2 separate regions of the Homo sapiens genome follow, and region 1 is linked to region 2. Evidence: read pairs that join two places in POLR2A ChIA-PET (ENCODE). Cell type or tissue: A673. All regions are shown on one strand. Links, peaks and the distances in the headings refer to the core of each region. The heading gives the core; the rest is flanking DNA.

The links. Peaks named below come from ENCODE experiments on the same cell type or tissue, not always from the same donor. Only the 100,000 strongest peaks of a DNase experiment are listed, where the experiment ranks them.
Region 1: POLR2A ChIA-PET joins it to region 2 with 21 read pairs; 3 of 35 experiments call an interaction of 5 or more read pairs at or near these places.

The regions. Positions count from the first base shown.
Region 1 is chr19:39,275,507-39,284,841 of GRCh38, forward strand. No RefSeq gene overlaps it. Among named protein-coding and RNA genes, the nearest start is that of IFNL2, 12 kb to the left of the region's middle. In A673, for the core only: no CTCF peak of the experiment used is centred there; no DNase peak of the experiment used is centred there.
Region 2 is chr19:39,132,326-39,141,660 of GRCh38, forward strand. The region is part of intron 1 of PAK4 (p21 (RAC1) activated kinase 4); the gene reads left to right. It overlaps PAK4-AS1 (PAK4 antisense RNA 1), which reads right to left and starts at 4,238. Exons shown (of 2, transcript XR_007067254.1): 1 at 4,097-4,238; 2 at 1,862-2,879. RefSeq lists enhancers at 1-161, 162-742, 2,816-3,561, 6,712-7,301. In A673, for the core only: no CTCF peak of the experiment used is centred there; no DNase peak of the experiment used is centred there.

The DNA.
Region 1 (9,335 bases), core at 1,418-6,417, 140 kb after region 2:
AGGAGATAAGGCTGCAGTGAGCCATGATCATGCCACTACACTCCAGCCTTGGCAACAGAACAAGACCCTGTCTCAGAAAAAGAAAGAAAGGAACAGCAATGAGGCCAGTGTGATGGAGCTGCGAGGGGGAGGGTCCAGACCTCCAAGAGCTTTGTAAGGGAAGGCAGGGGTTGGATATTTTTTTCTAAGCAGAATGGGAGCCACAAGATGGTTTTGAATAGAGCGGGGATGTAATCTCTGACTGTAGGTGGGAAAGAGGGTGTGGGAGTGAGGGGTGACCAGGAGGAAGCTGCTGTGATCATCCAGGCAGGAGGTGACAGTAGACAGGTAGATGAGATGTATGGGGAGGGTGAGAAGTGCGTGAATTTGGAAACGCTTTGAAAATACAGCCAGTGGAACTTACTGATGAATTGAAAATGATGTGGTATTGTGTATGTGTGTGTGCACATGTGCATGCAGGCGTGAGAGAGAGAGAAGGATGGCCTGATGGTTACAATGAAGCCTCAATTTCATCAGTGGAAAAGGAGAACAATACTCACTGCCGAGGCTTGTTGTGGGGAATCTATATAATTGTGGGTGTAAAGCACTTAGCACATTTCATGAAATATAGTCACTGTCATCATTATTCATTACGAGATGTGTTCTAAGGTAAGCAGGTCTGTGCAAACCTACCCCCAAAGGCCAAGGGAGAAAGAGCCTGACAAATCCAGTTTCTTTTTTTTTCTTCTTCTTCTTCTTTTTTGAGACAGAATCTCCTGTTGCCCAGGCTGGAGTGCAGAGGTGCGATCTCAGCTCACTCTGCCTCCTGGGTTCAAGCAATTCTCCTGCCTCAGCCTCCCGAGTAGCTAGGATTACAGGCGCCCACCATGACGCCCGGCTAATTTTTGTATTTTTAGTAGAGATAGGGTTTTACCATGTTGGCCAATCTGGTCTCAAACTCCTGATCTCAGGTTATCCGCCCACCTTGGCTTCCCTGAGTGCCAGGATTAGAGGCGTCAGCCACCACGCCCGGCCGACAAATCCAATTTCTTAGAAGGAAACGTTTAAGAGGAATTCACAAACCGAAGCCATGTCTCAGGAGGCCCTAGGAAGACAGAGGGGATCCCCCACACAGTTATCCCACAAATGTAGGGCTTATACACTATAGGAAATTTGCCTCAAGGCAGGATTTATGGTAAGTATGTGTTTATGATAACATAAAGGTTATTTTGACCTAAGGGCAGGATTTTTGGTAAGTACATGAAAATAGAAATCTTAGAGGCATTCCCAGAACTGGAGTTAATCAGAAGTCAACATGGGCCTGAATCTCAGCACTTTGAGAGGCCGAGAATGGAGGATCGCTTGACCCCACAAGTACAAGACCAGTCTGGGCAACATAGTGAGACCCCGTCTCTACAAAAAAATTTAAAAATTAGCTGGGTGTGGTGGTGAAGGCCTGTAGTCCCAGCTACTCAGGAGGCTGAGGTGGGAGGATTGCTGGACCCTGGGAGGTCAAGATGCAGTGAGCCATGATCGTGCCACTGCACTGCAACCTGGGCAACAGAGCAAGACTCTGTCGCAAAACAAACAAATAAAAAAGAAGTCAAGATGGCAGATTAGCATCCAAGATGGAGTTACTTTAATCTCCCCTGGGTGTGTTTGTCATTGTTGTTGTTGTTTAAGACACAGTCTTGCTCTGTTGTCCAGGCTGGAGTGCAGTGGCATGATCTCAGCTCACTGCAACCTCCACCTCCTGGGTTCAAGCAATCTCCTACCTCAGCCTCCCGAGTAGCTGGGATTACAGGCACGTGCCACCATGCCCAGTTAATGTTTGTATTTTTGGTAAAGACAGGGTTTCACCACGTTGGCCAGGCTGGTCTCGAACTCCTGGGCTCAAATGATCCACCTGCCTCGGCCTCTCAAAGTGCTAGGATTGCAGCACCCAGCCCACTGGGTGTGTTTGAGACAAGTCAACCAAACCCATCGTGTTTCTTCTGGCAGCTCCCGCAAAACTGTACATGTGCCCCCTAAGATTCCAAGAAAGACCTCCACCATGCCCCAATTGCTTCAAAAACATCTGCCCCCAACTCGTTTGTGCTTTCACCACTGCTAGGAAATAGGGGTGACTCAGGGCGATTTCCTCTCCTTTCACCACTCTATGGGTTCTGAGGGTTTTCCGTCAGGGATCTCTTTCTAGAAGAATTCCAAGCTCTCTGCTCTAGCCTCCTTTCTGTTTCTCTTTCGAATTCAGTCTGTCCTCTGTCATCTCCTGACCACTGCGTATCTGAGCTTCCCCAGCCCTGCCCTGGCGGCACATTCCAATTTCAGGAGGTGTGTTTGCTTTTCTTTCTTCAGCTGGGATTAGCCAATCCAGTGGTTCATGGCCCTTGCTTGCTTCATAATCACCTAGGGAACTCAAAAGATGTCTGGCCTGCAATCCCAGAGATGTGATTGGTTTTAATCATTACATTCTATCAGTGATTCCTAAACTTTAAAGCGCATCGGAATCAGCTAGAGTCTTGCTAAACCGTAGAACCAACCTCATTGGCACCACCTTGGCAGAGTGTTAGAAATACTGAATCTCAGGCCCTAGCCCAGACCCACTAAATCAGAAATGTGCAGGTTAGGCTGGCACAGTGGCTCACACCTGTAATCCCAGAACTTTGGGAGGTGGGGTCAGGGAGATTGCTTAAGCCCAGGAGTTTGAGACCAACCTGGGCAACACGGTAAAGCCCCATCTCAATAAATAAATAAATAAACCATGTGTGGTCGAGTGCACCTGTGATCCTAGTTACTTGGGAGGCTGAGGCAGGAGGATCACCTGAGCCCAGGGAGGTCTAGTCTGCAGCAAGCAGTGATTGTGCTACTGCACTCCACCCTGGGTGACATAGTGAAAACCAGTCTCAAAAAAAAAAAAAAAAAAAAAACAGAAAAAAGAAAAGAAGTGTGCACTTTAACAATATTTCCAGGTAACTCTACACATGTGAAAGTTGAAGAAGCACTGGGCTCAACCCCTGACTGCTGTGCAGCTGGGGGTAGACCAGGTGGAGTGGGCCTGCCAGCTTGCCTTGCAGAACCTCAGATCCCACAGCCAGATCCCAACCCCACTGTAACCTCCATTTCCTACACAGCCTTCTCTGAACGCTCCTCCCACCTCTGCCTATGGAGCATCATAATAATAATAAATAATATTTTAATAACAAAATGGCAAAAGTTTATTTGGTGCATCTCCTATGCAAGGAATTAAATGAATTAAGTTAATTCATTTAATCCTTACTACCACCTTAGGATGTAGGTCTTACAATTAGTCCCACTTTACAGATGAGGACCCAGAGCATCAAGATGCATCCGGCCAGGCGCGGTGGCTCACGCCTGTAATCCCAGCACTTTGGGAGGCCATGGCGGGCAGATCACAAGATCAGGAGTTTGAGACCAGCCTGGCCAATATGGTGAAACCCCGTCTCTACTAAAAATACAAAAATTAGCCAGGCATGGTGGTGTGCATCTGTAGTCCCAGCTACTCGGAAGACTGAGGCAGAAGAATTGCTTAAACCTGGGAGGTGGAGGTTGCAGTGAGCCGAGATGGTGCCACTGCACTCCAGCCTGGGTGACAGAGTGAGGCTCTATCTCAAAAAAAAAAAAAAAAAAAAGAAGAAGAAGATGCATCCAGCCGGGCTCGGTGGCTCACAGGCAACATAGCCAGACCCTGTCTCTACAAAGGTAATAATACTAATAATAATAATCATAGGCAGGCACACCTGTAGTCCCAACTACTTGAGTGGCTGAGGCAGGAGAATCACTTGAGCCCAGGAAATGGAGGCTGCAGTGAGCTGTCATCACACCACTGCACTCCAGCCTGTGCAATAGAGCAAGACCCTATCTCAGAAAAATAAATAAAATATTATAGACTTACAAGAAGTTGCAAAAATACCACAGAAGCGTTTCCCATATCCCTCACCCAGCTTTTCCTAATAGTAACATCTTGCATAACTATAGTAATTCTCAAAACTAGGAACCTGACATTGTCACAATACTATTCACTCAACTACAGACTTTACCGGGATTTCACCAGTTTTTGCATGCACTCATTTCTTTCTGCATGTCTTTGTGTATAATTCAGTGACAGTTTATCACAGGTATAAATCCCATAATCAAAATACAGAATTGCTTCCTTACTACAAAGAAATGTACAAGTCACACCTTTACAGTCACATCCTCCCTCTCCTTCTCTTACCCTTGACAACCACTAATCTGTTCTCCAGCTTTGTAATTTTGTCATTTCAAGGATGTTATATAAATGGAATCACATAGCATGTCACTTTTTTTTTTTTTTTTGAGACAGAGTCTTGCTCTGTTGCCCAGGCTGGAGTGCCGTGGTGCAATCTCGGCTCACTGCAACCTCCACCTCCTGGGTTCAAGCGATTCTCCTCCCTCAGCCTCTCGAGTAGCTGGGGTTACAGGCACGTGCCACCACACCCGGCTAATTTTTTGTATTTTTAGAAGAGATGGGGTTTCACCATGTTGGCCAGGCTGGTCTCGAACTACTGACCTCGTGATCTGCCTGCCTAGGCCTCCCAAAGTGTTGGGATTACAGGTGTGAGCCACCACGCCCGGCCAGAATGTCACTTTTTGAGACCGACTTTTTTCCCCACTCAGTAAAACATGCTTAAAATCCATCCAGGTTGTGTGTATCAATAGTTGAATCCTATTAATTGCTGAAAGTAATTGTGGTTTTTGCATTGTTGAAATTTGTCATTTGATATTGGAATACATTCTTAAATAAATGTGGTTATGTTATACATCATTTTAATGTCCATTTCTTGCTTTATGTTTTTTTGCTCATGACATTACTTGCTGTTGATTTTATGTTTACTTTAGACTATGGAAATTATATTAGGCAGAAAGCAAATTCAGGCAATTTTCTTATTTGGGTTCAAAACGGGTTGTTAAGCAGCGGAGACAAATCGCAATATCAACAACACATTTGGCACGGGAACTGCTAATGAACGTACAGTGCAGTGGTGGTTCAAGAACTTTTGAAAAGGAGAAGTTTTGCCTTGAAGATGAGGAGCATAGTGGCCGCCGTAGGAAATTGACAACAACCAACTGAGAACAGTCATCGAAGCTGATTCTCTTACAACTACACAAGAAGTTGCCGAAGAACTCAACGTCGACCATGGACCATTCTATGGTTGTTCGGCATTTGAAGCAAATCGGAAAGGTGAAAAAGCTCCATAATGGCCAGGCGCAGTGGCTCACACCTGTAATCCCAGAACTTTGGGAGGCCGAGGCAGGCGGATCACCTGAGGTCAGGAGTCCGAGACCAGCCTAGCCAACACGGCAAAACCCTGTCTCTACTAAAAATACAAAAATTAGCTGGGTGTGGTGGTGGGTGCCTGTAATCCCAGCTACTCAGGAGGCCGAGGCAGGAGAATTGCTTGAACCTAGGAGGCGTAGGTTGCAGTGAACCGAGATCGCGCCGCTGCACTCCAGCCTGGGAGACAGGGCAAGACTCTGTCACAAAAAGAAAAAAAAAAAAAAACTCGGTAAGTAGGTGTCTCATGAGCTGAGCGAAAATTTTAAAAATCGTCATTTTGAAGTGTCATCTCTTATTCTATGCAACAGCAACGAACCATTTCTTAATCAGATTGTGACGTGAAATGAAAAGTGGATTTTATACAACAACCGGCAACGACCCGCTCAGTGGCTGGACTGAGAAGAAGTTCCAAAGCCCTTCCCAAAGCCAAACTTGCACCAAAGAAAGGTCATGGTCACTGTTTGGTGGTCTGCTGCCCGTCTGATCCACTACAGCGTTCGGAATCCTGACGAAACCATTACATCTGAGAAGTAGCCTCAGCAAATCCATGAAATGCACCAAAAACTGCAATGCCTGAAGCTGGCATCGGTCAACAGAACGGACCCAGTTCTCCACGACAACGCCTGACTGCATGTCACACAACCAATGCTTCAAAAGTTGAATGATTGGGCTATGAAGTTTTGCCTCATCCACCACATTCACTTGACCTCTCGCCAACCAACTACCACTTCTTCAAGCATCTCGACAACTTTTTGCAGAAAAAAATGCTTCCACAATCAGTAGGATGCAGAAAATGTTTCCCAAGAACTCGTCGAATCCCAAAGCACAATTTTTACGGTACAGGAATAAACAAACTTATTTCTCATTGGCAAAAATGTGTTGATTGTAATGTATCATATTCTGACTTATAATAAAGATGGGTTTGAGCCTAGTTATAATAGTTTTTAAAATTCACTGTCCAAAACTGCAATTACTTTTGTACCAACCTAATAATATTCTCTTGCATGGACGTGCCACACTAACCATTCACCTGTTGGAGGACATATGAGTTGTTTCCAGTTTGGGACTATCACAAATAAAGCTGCTATGAATATTTGTATCAGCTTTTTGTTTGGACATACATATTGATGTCTCTAGGATAAATGAGCAGGAGTGTGGTTGCTGAGTCATGTGGTAAGCACACACTTAAATTTTTAAGAAAGTGCCACTGTTTTCCAGAATGGCTGTATCATTTTACATTTTCACCAGTGGTGTGTGGAAGACTGGGTTTCTTCACGTCCTCAGCAGCATTTGGTCCTATTGGTATTACTGTTACTCATTCTAATAGGGGTGTACTGGTATCTCATCTTGGTTTTAATTCACATTTCTCTAATGGCTAGTGATATTGACATATTTTCATGTGTTTGTTTACTATCTGTGTATCCTCTTTGACTGTCTGTTCATGTCTTTTGCCCATTTCTATTGGATTTTTTCTTGTTTTTATGGATGAGTTTTGAGAATAATATATATTTTTTTCTAGCTACTATTCCTTGTTGAATACATGATTTGTAAATATTGTCTTCCAGCCAGTGTCTTGTTTTCTCATCCTTTAACAGGGCCTTTTGCAGAACAAAAGTTATTAATTTTAATAAAGTCCAATTGATCCTTTTTTTGTTTTAGAGACAGGATCTTGATAAAGCAATCCTACCACCTCAAGTTTCCAAGTAGCTAGGACTACAGGCATGTGCCACCATGCCCAGCTAATTTTTTTATTTTTGTAGAAACAGTCTCACTGGCTGGGCATGGTGGCTCACGCCTGTAATCCCAGAACTTTGGGAGGCAGAGGCAGGTAGATCATGAGGTCAGAAGATCAAGACCATCCTGGCCAACATGGTGAAACCCCGTCTCTAATAAAACACAAAAAATTAGCTGGGTGTGGTGGCACACGCCTGTAGTTCCAGCTACTCGGAAAGCTGAGGCAGGGGACTTGCCTGAACCTGGGAGGCAGAGGTTGCGGTGAGCCAAGATTGTACCACTGCACTCCAGCCTGATGACAGAGTGAGACTCCATCTCAAAAAAAAGAAACAGTCTCACTATGTTGCCCATGCTCGTCTTGAACTCCTGGACTCAAGCAATCCTCCCACCTTGTCCTTCCAAAGCGCTGGGATTACAGGCATGAGCTGCCTCACCTAGCCCCTTTTTGTTTTTTAAAGAATCATGCTGGTTGGGAGCGGTGGTTCATGCCTGTAATTCCAGCAATTTGGGAGGCTGAGGTGGGCAGATCACCTGACTCAGGAGTTTGAGACCAGCCTGGCCAACATGATGAAACCCTGCCTCTGCTAAAAATACAAAAATTAGCTGGGTGTGGTGGTATGTGGCTGTAATCCCAGCTGCTCAGAAGGCTGAGGCACAAGAGAATCGCTTGAACCCGGGAGGTTGCAGTGAGCCGAGATGGCGCCACTGCACTCTAGCCTGGGTGACAGAGTGAAACTCCATCTCAAAAAAACAAAACAAAAACAAAACAAAAAAAAAAATCATGCTTTTGGTATCAAGTCTAGGAACTCTTTGCCTAACCCTAAGTTATAAAGATTTTCTTCTATGTTCTGTTTTTAAAGTTTACAGTTTTACATTTTACATTAAGATCTATGATATATCCTGAGTTAATTTTCTTTTTTCTTTCTTTTTTATTTTTTTTGAGCAGATTGTCACTCTGTTGCCCAGGTTGGAATGAAGTGGCGTGATCTTGGCTCACTGCAACCTCGGCCTCCCAGATTCAAGTGATTCTCGTGCTTCAGCCTCCCAAGTAACTGGGACTATAGACCTCTGCCACCATGCCAGGATAATTTTTGTGTTTTTATTACAGATGGGGTTTTACCATGTTTGCCAGGCTGGTCTCAAACTCCTGACCTCAGGTGATCCACCTGCCTTGGCCTCCCAAAGTACTGGGATTACAGGCATGAGCCACTATGCCAGGTCCTGAGTTAATTTTTATATAAGGGGTGAGGTTTAGGCTGACATTCGTACTTTTCACTCTTGATGTCTCATTGCCCATTTGTTGAAAAGACTATCTTTTCTATATTGAGTTCTTTTGTACCTTGATCAAAATTCATTTGGGTATACTTATGTGGTTCTGTTTCTGGGTTCTCTTCTGTTTCATTGACCTATGTGTCTGTGCTTCCACTAATATCATACTGTCTTGATTATCATGGTCATATAATAATCTCAAAACCAGCAAGTGTGACTCCTCCTACCTTCTTCCTTTTAAATATTGTTTCAGCTATTCTAGTTCCTTTGCCTTTCTATATACATTTTAAGATAAGCTTGTCTATACAGACCAAAAAAAACTTGGAATTTTTATGGGAACTGCATTGAATTATAGATTACTTTGAAGAGAATTGACATCTTTACTATGTTGAGCATTCCAATCCATGAACATGGTATATCTGTCCCTTAATTTAGATAGGTTTTGATGTCTTTCATCCGGGTTTTACAGTTTTCAGCATACAAATCCTATTCATGTTTTGTTGGATTTATACCTAAGTATTTTTCAGTAATTGTAAGTGGAATTGTATTTTTAATTTTAGTTTCCAAATATTTATTGCTGGTATAAATAAATATAATTGATTTTCTGTGTTCATGTTGTATCTTGTGGCTTTGATCAACTCACTTATTAGTTCTAGGAGTTCTTGTAGTTTCCTGGGGCTTTATACATAATCATGCCATCTACAAATAAGGAGAGTTTTATTTCTTCCCTTCCAATCTCTGTGTATTTTATTTTATTTTTGCCTTATTGCACTGCCTAGGACTTCTGACACTATGTTAAATAAGAGTGATGAGACATCACACCCATTAGGATGGCTACAACAAAAACAGAAAATAACAAATGCTGACAAGGACATGGAGAAATTGGAACCCTTGTACACTGTTGGTGAGATGTAAAATGATACAGCCATTATGGAAAACAGTATGGCAGTTCCCCAAAAAATTAAAAATAGGATTACCATATGATCCAGCAATTCCACTTCTGTGTATATACCCAAAAGAATTGAAAGCAGGGACT
Region 2 (9,335 bases), core at 2,552-7,551:
CCGCCTGCCAGGCCCTTCCCAGAGATAGCATCATCACCCCCGGTTTCTTTTCTTTCTTTCTTGAAATATTTGTTCCCCCAAGTGCCCGCCCCTCCCTTTTGTTTTTACTCAAATGGAGCGGACTTCCCATGTTTATATTCTGTCCTGTGCTTTGCGTTTCCCACTCCGAAGCTCGCTGTCAGGACACAGAGTGCCGCCTCGTGTCCCACGCACACGCGTGCCCCCACGGACAGCACAGCCATTCTGTGCTGATGGCCATCAGGCCATTCCCATCTTTCCGTGCTGTGAACAGGGCTGCGCCCGCCTGAGTGTGGCTGTGCATATGTCTCTAGGTGTGAGTCTGAGCTTGTGGCCTCGTGGTCTGAGACAGGTGCCCCGTTAACTTTGCCGGTAGTGTTAGTGTTTCACCCTGCTGGGGAGGTTGTCTGGCTCACACTCCCACCCCCCAGTGTCTGATGACACCGGGGTTTCCTCACTCCCTTGCTGGAATAGACGGGTGTCACCTGACATTCTCACCTTTGCCAGTCAGATAGGTGACAAACAGTCTCATCATGGTTCTGATTTTAATCAGAGCAAAGTGGGACAGCTTTGTGTTGTTGAAAGCCATCTTGAGCTTCCTTTTCTTGGAGCTGTCTATTCCTGATAATTTTACTTTCTCTGAGAAGGGGAAACTGAGGCACAGGCCAGCAGTCCCACAGCAAATACGTGGCAGATGTGGCACTCAAACCTTGGCTCCGTTCTGGAGCTCCTAACCCATCTGACACAGAAGAGGTCAAGGGCTTGGCCTCCGGAGCCAGCTTTGTCTCTTACTAGCAGTGTGACCCCAGACAAGTCACATCACCTCTCTGTGCCCGGGTGTCCTCATCTGTAAAATGAGGGTGCTAATGATATCTACTCTTAGAGTTGTTTTGAGGATCTAAATGTATATTCGGCAGGCAAAATGTATAGTAAGTGCTCAAAGACTGTTAGCTGCGTTACTAATAGCCGTATTATTAATATTATAGCTATGTCACCAATAGCCATGTTATTAATATGAGCAGGCACTGTTTGAGTGCTTTCTGTGAACTAACCTACTGGACCCTCCCATCAACTCCAAGACACACGTGTTCTTAGGATCTCCCTTTTCTAGGGAGGAGACTGAGAGCCTGGGGGACCTGGCCCCGTCACAGAGCAAGAGGAACTGGGATTTGGATGCTGGAGGCCTGGCTGGTAATCGCTGTGGCCGCTTCCCCTGCTACCCGGGGCTAAGCCTGAGGGTTACAAAGCTCTCCCTCCTGCTTCCCCCACCCACCTTCTGCTGTCTGCATTCCAGGCAGGCTGCCCAGGAGCTTTCGAGCAGACACCTTGAGGGTTGGGAGCACCGGGTGGGCAGGGTCCTCACCTAGAGAGCTCCCCGTCCCAGACCCTCCCTGCTCCTGCCACCTGTCCTGGGAACTCCTGATAAAGCAGCATTGTGCAGCGGTTTTGAGTTCACTTCCCAGCCCGGTTTTGCCACTCCCACACTTCACTCCCAGAGGCGGAAGGCGGCCGGTCTTCCTGGGCTGCGTGGGGTGCCAGCCCCCCTCCCCTTCCCTTCCCTCCCTCACTGCGCCCACAGTCACCGGTCAGCACTGGCCATGGGGAGAAAGTAGGACCCTGCGGGCCACTGGCCCCTCCACAGACCCGTCCCCAGGTGAAGACCCCTCCCTGCCCTCCCCACAGGAGGCCCCTGTCCTTCTCTCCCGAGGAACCCTCCTTCCCTGCCGCCCACAGGGGCCTCCATAGTTCTGTCGTCCCTTCCCCGCAAATCTTCCACTGCAGCCTGGGCCCACGTTATTTGACTCTCAAATGCTATATATATACACAGCGCTTCTAACTCCACTGCTTTTAAAAAACCTTTAATAATTGTCAATTATAATATGCCCATAGAAAAGTGCATAAAATGCACAGGTAAGTTTAGCAAAGAATTACAAAGTGAACAACGCTTCCCCACCACCTCGGTAAAGACAGAACACAACCTCCCAAAAGCCGCCTGCCCATAACCCCTGTCCATCACGACCACAGTCGTGAGTGCTCTCCTGACCTTGGTGGTCACTGTGTCCTTGCTTTTCCTGATAGTTTTTACCATGAGGTATGCATCCTTGAATTACAGAATGTCATCTTGCCTGCTTTTGAACTTGACATAAATGGAATCTTCCAGTATGTCCTTGTCTGTGCTTTCTTTCGCCCTTAGGCCTGTGAGATCCATCTGTGTGCTGAGTGTATCTGTAGTCATTCATCTTTGTTGCTGTATAATATTCTTTTTTTTTCTTTGACACAGAGTCTCGCTCTGTCACCCAGGCTGGAGTGCAGTGGTGCAATCTTGGCTCACTGCAGCCTCTGCCTCCTGGGTTCAAGCGATTCACCTGCCTCAGCCTCCCGAGTAACTGGGATTACAGGCATACACCGCTATGCCTGGCTAATTTTTTTTTTTAATTTTTAGTAGAGAGGGGGTTTCACCACGTTGGCCAGGCGAGTCTTGAACTCTTGACCTCAGGTGATCCACCCACCTCAGCTTCCCAAAGTGCCGGCATTACAGGCGTGAGCCACTGTGCCCAGCCCCATATAATATTCTGTTCCTCCATCTCCTGCTGCGCTGATGCGAGCCATCTCTTTGTAGCATCTCCTGGGGTGCCGGTGCCTGCGTTTCTTCAGGGAATATACCCAGGAGTGCGTAGCCCAGGGCAGAGGGTGGGGTAGCTTCAGATTTAGTGGGCGCTGCCACACAGCCTCCCAAGGTGGTCAAATCTGTGTATCCTCCTAGCGGTGGTGACTGAGGATCTTAGTTGCTCCACCTCCTCACCAACATTTGGTACCGTCAGACTTTTTGGTTGACCTTGGAACATTTTTATTCTTTTTTCCTGCAAAAGTAACACCACTGGTTATCATCGGGCTGAGCCCCTCATGTTATTTTGTCCTCCCCTTGCTCCTGTCCATTCCGACTCTCACCCATTCTGTGGACAGGAGTCAAGTGCTTATTCTTTTTTTTTTTTTTTTTTTTTTTTTTTTTGAGATGGAGCCTTGCTCTGTCACCAGGGCTGGAGTGCAGCAGCGCGATCTCAGCTCACTGCAACCTCCGCTTCCCAGATCCAAGCCATTCTCCTCCCTCACCCCCTCAAGTAGCTGGGATTACAGGCATGTGCCACCACGCACGGCTAATTTTGTATTTTTAGTAGAGACAGGGTTTTACCATGTTGGCCAGGCAGGTCTCAAACTCCTGACTTCAAGGGATCCACCTGCCTCAGCCTCCCAAGGTGCTGGGATTACAGACGTGAGCCACTGCGCCCTGCCCAAGCGTGTATTCTTTGACCAGCTTTGCGCTGGGGCCCAGCGACTGAAGGGTGAACCCAAACAACAGGCAGCCCTCCCCGAGCTCAGTCCAGTGGGAACACAGACCTCGACTGCAGAGCAACAGAAAGATAAGCCGGGCTGGAGGCTCCCGGCCCCCATCTTCCCACAGTGACCCCATTTTGGGAACAGGAACCCCCATCCCTCGTCTTGTTTCGGGATTAGGCTTCTCCAAATCTGGCACCCTATCACCTTGACTCCTCTCTTGCCCCCCCGCCACATCCAAAGTGTCTGGAAAGCCTGTCACTCTACATGACAATGTAACCTGGTGCTGCGGGCTCCTCTTCCTTGTCACTCCCCTTCCTCGTCATCCCCCTTCTTCGTCACCCCCCTTCCTCGCCACCCCCTTCCTGGTCACACCTCTTCCTCGTCACCCTTCTTCCTTGTCACCCCTCTTCCTCGTCACCCCCCTTCCTCATCATCCCCCTTCCTCGTTACCCCCCTTCCTTGTTACCCTTCTTCCTCGTGGCCCCCTAGTTCAAGCCACCCTCATCTCCCTCCTGGACCATTGAGGCGTGCTCCCTGCTCCCTTCTCCCCCACTGTCCCCACAGTTGTCCGCACACAGCCAGAGGTAGCCGTGCACACCTGGTCAGGGCAGGAACCCTCCCCTGGCTCCACCTCTCCCAGCAGAGAAGCTTGCAAGGTCCCAGGCAACCTGGCCACTTTCCTGCCTGCCCTGCTTCCCTCTTCTCCTGCCACCATTCCTGGAACATTCCAGGCAGGTCCTACCCCGGGGCCTTTGTTCTTGCTGCCCCCTGGGCAGGCAGCACCCTCCTTCCTTCTGTTCAGTCAGCCTCTGCTGACAGTGGCCCCCTTGGGGAGATGTTTCTTCCCGACCATGGGTCCCCAGGAGCAGCCCCTGTCACCCTCCCTCTAGCACCTTCCCCCGGTAACCCTCATGATGGTTACTTCCATTATGACATGTGGGTCTGTTGGTTTATTTTGTCTCCCGGCATAACGTAGCCTCAGGGCATGGGGGTAGGGGTAGAACCACAGGGCCTTGCCCTGCCCCTTGCTATGTTCTCAGGGATTGGAGTGTGGTAGTCTCTCAGTAAATGCTGGTTGACTGACTGACTGACTGACTGACTGAACTGTAGTAAGCTGGGCTGCCAGAGCGTCTAATGGGGACCCGCCCTGGGTGGGGCACACCGGGAAGGTTTTCCTGAGGAGGAAATGCCACTTGAAGGATGAACTTGGCCTCGACTAAGGGAGGAGGCTGAGGCAGCTGCCATTGCAGAGGTCTCCCGGCGGGGGAGTGCAGGGGGCCTTTGAGGAATTGAAGGAAGACAGGTAGGTCGGTTCTTGGGTTGGTCTGGATTCCAGTCTTGACAGCTGCTTGGGCCTCTCTCTGCCTCAGTGTCTTCCTCTCTAGAAGGTGGCTGCTTCAGGTGTTCCTGGACATTCCTGAAGTTCTGCTCCTAACACACTTATCCTGGTGCCTGATACATAAATATAAATGTGATTGTTTATTTTTTTCCAACAAATTTGGTGGAGTGCTGACCCGTGTGGCCTCCAGGGATGCGGTGGTGGATAAACAGACCCGGTTGCCGCCCATTTGGAGCCTGGCCTCTGGAGCCATCTGGGGCACCCCTGCTTGGAGGCAGGAGAAGGCCTGGTGTGACCTTGGGCCCGGGGAGTCCTTATTCTAGATCCGGGAAGCTCTTCAGGGTGATGAATAGGAAAGACGAATGGAGGGTTTGTGCGTGCCGGCCCTGTGTCCCGGCCAGTGCTCCCAAGCTGCTGCCTGGGCCTCCCTGAAATCCCAGGAGGTAGCTGCACCCGTGTGACCCATTTCACAGATTGGGAGGTGAGGGGGGCACCAATGCTAAGTCCTTCGCCCATTTTGCAAACTAGAGTAGATCTGGTGGTGTTTCCTCTGTGGTCTGATGTGTTTTTCTGGTAGCCAGTCAGGTGGGGCAGCTTTCAATTTGTTCTTCCAGACTCCTGTGAAGGAAGGGCCAGTTCAGGTCACTTTCCTTTTTTTTTTTTTTTGAGACAGAGTCTCACTCTGTCACCCAGGCTGGAGTGCAGTGGCACGATCTTGGCTCACTACAACCTCCGCCTGCCGGGTTCAAGCGATTCTCCTGCCTCAGCCTCCGGAGTAGCTGGGACTACAGTCGTGCGCCACCATGCCTGGCTAATTTTTTGTGTTTTTAATAGAGATGAGGCTTTGCCGTGTTAGCCAGGATGGTCTCGATCTCCTGACCTTGTGATCCGCCCACCTTGGCCTCCCAAAGTGCTGGGATTACAGGCGGGAGCCACTGTGCCTAGTGTCTTAGCCATTCCTGAGGTTTTTTTTTTTTTTTTGAGACAGGGTCTTGCTCTGTCACCCAAGCTGGAGTGCAGTGGTTCAAGATTGGCTCACTGCAGCCTCCACCTCCTGGGTTCAAGCAATTCTCTTTCCTCAGCCTCAGTAGCTGGGACTGCAGGTACACGCCACCACCCTGGGCTAATGGGCTAATTTTTTTTATTTTTAGTAGAGGTGGGGTTTCACTATGTTGGCCATCCTGTTCTCAAACTTTTTTTTGTTGTTGTATTTTTATAGAGATGGGATTTCACCATGTTGCCCAGGCTAGTCTCAAACTCCTGAGCTCAAGCCAGCTGCCCGCCTCAGCCTTCCAAAGTGCTGGGATTACAGGCATGAGCCACTGTAATGGGCATCCAGCCCATTCTTGACTTTTTGTAATTCCCTTTAAATATTAGACAAGCATGTTGTCAGTGTATGTACGTGTGCTCGTGCGCACACACCTGACACTGAGTCTCCCAATCCATGAACGTGGTATGTCTCTCCATTTGTTTATGTCTTCTCGTTCATACTTTTCCAGCCGACGCCTTGCCCACCTCTTGTGGGGTTTTTCCCAGGGTAGTTCATGATGTGGCAGGGAGTCTGTGCCCTCCACTCCCACAAGATGCCGTGCACCCTGGGTTTAGCCTTGCTGGCTGAGGACCTCATGGCGGTGGCAGGAGGCCACTTCTCCCATTCTCTGCTTCTTCCCTGGTACCGCCCCTGGACCCTGGCGGAGGGCGGGCAGGGTGCCCAGAAAGGAGGCTGTAATTTTCCTGAATGATTTCAAGGGCTAATTAAAGGTTTGCCTTGACTAATCAGCTTACGGTTTAATTATTAGGGAACAGGCTCTGGGATGCGGGAAGCAGCTCAGCTGGGGTCTCCCCACAGCGTGGCAGGAAGGAGCCAGGACCCAGCCCTACTCTGGGGGGCTGGCAGGATATGGGGATACCCCAGCACCCTCCAGTGGGTCAGTGGGGGGTTCTCCATCCCCCACTGAGCTGTGACAGGTGGAGGGCAGCAGGTGTGATGGAGATTACAGCCGATTCCTCCCCTGATTCACATCATCCCCCACAGCCCATGGCTGGCTGGGGAGGGGCTGGCCCTGTCCCTCCAGCAGCTTTGGCAGGGCCCGTCCCTCCCCACTTTCCTGCAGCACCCCAGCCTCGCTGGCCTTTGTGGAGTGCTCGGACTTCATTTATTCTGTGGGTCTTGGCTTAAAGGTCAGCACCTCTGGGAAGCCTCCTCGGGCCTCCCTCCTGTCAGAGCTGGTGATCAGCCGCACGGCCCCTTGCCAGTTCTTGGGATCATGGTTGTTCATCTGCTGCAACTCCTGCAGACACTGAGAAGTACACTGAGGGGGATGCCTGAGCTGGGCCAGTGTCGGGGTACCCAGCGGGATAAAGGGTTCGGGACCTGGGCTCCAAGGAGGGGGCTGGGAAGGGGTGTTCAGGGAGGACTGAGTGATGGCTTGGAGGCGGCTGGACCAGGAACACCTCATGGGAGTTTGCGAATGGGGAGGGGACTCTGGAGATGGCTGTGCCAGGCCTGACTTCATTCCTTGCATTCCTCAGCAGGCCCCAGACTCCTGATGGTCCTAAGTGGGGGAAGGTGAGCCAGAGAGGGCCTTCTGGGTACTGCCCTCCCCCCACTCCATCAGTCTGTCTCAGTCTCTCTTTACACCCTCCCCCATCCAGGTCTCAGGGCTGGATCCATCCTCCTGCCCACTCCCCAATCTCCTTATCCTTTGGCTGCGCCTTAGGGTCACCCGGGGTGGGAGGCACTGCAGGGGCCCAAGCTGGACCATTTGAAGCTGACTGTACAGCTGTGGGGTCTGGGCCTTGGGGTTTTTTAATGCTCCCCTGGCGACTCTGACATGCTTCTGAGCTGGAGTGAGGGCTGCTGGCCTGCAGGAATGGCAACAAATGTGTTTTAGCTTTTGGCATGTTCTGGGTGCTTTTCTAGGCTTCTGACATGGAGGGGTTAAGTCACGGCACGCTACGGGGACATGTGACTGTGATTCCTGTGTTCCAGATAAGGCAACTGAGGCCCAGAGAAGGCCTCGAGCTTGGCGATGGCAGTCTCTGTCACTGTCTTATCTTCCCATTTCTGGTCTGTCCAGATGTCTGTCTGGGCCTTCTCTGTTTCACCTCTGTCTCTCTCCCTGTTTTTCTGCCTCTTATCTCCCTTCCCCACCCCACCCTCCTGCATTTCAGCTTCCCTCCTCCCCTGGCAGAAACTTCCCAGATTTCTGTGTTTTGAGGCAGGATCTGGCTGAAGCCACAGAGGGGAGATGGGTTCTGCAGGCCCAGGACATCCTTCTGAGGGGAAGGATGCTGATGTCACCACGCTGGCCTCCCTAACAGCTCCTGACACGTGGAGTCTGGGGCTGGGGGCAACACACCATCTGACTGACAGTCCAAGGGTGGCTAGGGCTGGCTCTGCAAGTTTGCAGGGAGGACTGTCCCCACGGGTTGACTCTGACATGCCCTGTGACACCAGCCACCTCTACGGTCCCGGGAGTCCTCTACTGCCAGTTAATGTTTCAGCTTTTGTGGGTAGGACTGCCTGTCGGTCAGTAGTTTAATTGCAACAAAGGTTTGTGCTAGAAAGGCGAATATTACATTGCAAGAGCCTTTATTATTTGATGGGACTAGGGGGGACTGATAGCTGATGGTCCCGTATGTCCCCACTCACTGAGGGATGAGGGCTCCCCTTGCCTCCTCTCCCCCTACCCCTCTCCAGCGAAGGGCTCAGGAGTCCAGCTCCACCTGCAGCCTCTCCCTGCTCCGGCACAGCATCCTCTGACCTTGGGCGAGGCCCTGAGCCTCAGATGTTTTTGAGTTCCCACATCTGGAGCAGGAGGATAATGATTCCTGCTGCCTCCCAGGGTTGCTGGGAGGATGAAGTGAGTCTGCTGTGTGATGCTCAGAACAGGGCCACTGTCATTATGCCATTCTGGTTACTAGTACTCTTATTACCATTACACTTATTAGAGAGGCAGGATCCGTGCTTGGATTTAGTAGTTAGGATTCACAGGGTGAGTGATCCATAATTCTTTGCCATTACGATGAGGTCACATTTCCTTTGGTAAAATGTTGAACACCTTTGTATTATGGAAATGTTCACACATACCCAGAAGAATAGTCTCGCGCCCTCCTGGGGTCCCTGTCAGCAGCTCAGCAGGTAGCAGCTGTGGCCAGGCCTTGTCGCCTGTGCCTGCTCCTCACCTCCCTGCTTATTTCAGAGCAAATCCCAAACGTCGTACAGCCAGAAATATTCCACACTTTTCCAGAACAAGCCTGCCTCAGTCTCCTCATGCTTCCCCAGTTGTCTTATAATCCTTTTTTTTTTTTTGAGACAGAGTCTCACTCTGTCACCCAGGCTGGAGTGCAGTGGTGCGATCTTGGCTCACTGCAACCTCCGCCTCCTGGGTTCAAGTGATTCTCCTGCCTCAGCCTCCCGAGTAGCTGGGACTACAGGCGTGTGCCATGATGCCCGGCTAATTTTTGTATTTTTAGTAGAGATGGAGTCTCACCATATTGATCAGGCTGGTCTTGAAGTCCTGACCTCAAGTGATATAACCATCTCAGCCTCCCAAAGTGCTGGAATTATAGGCGTGAGCCACCGTACCCTGCCATAATCCTTTTTCATTTGTTTTTTGTTGTTGTTGTTTGAGACAGA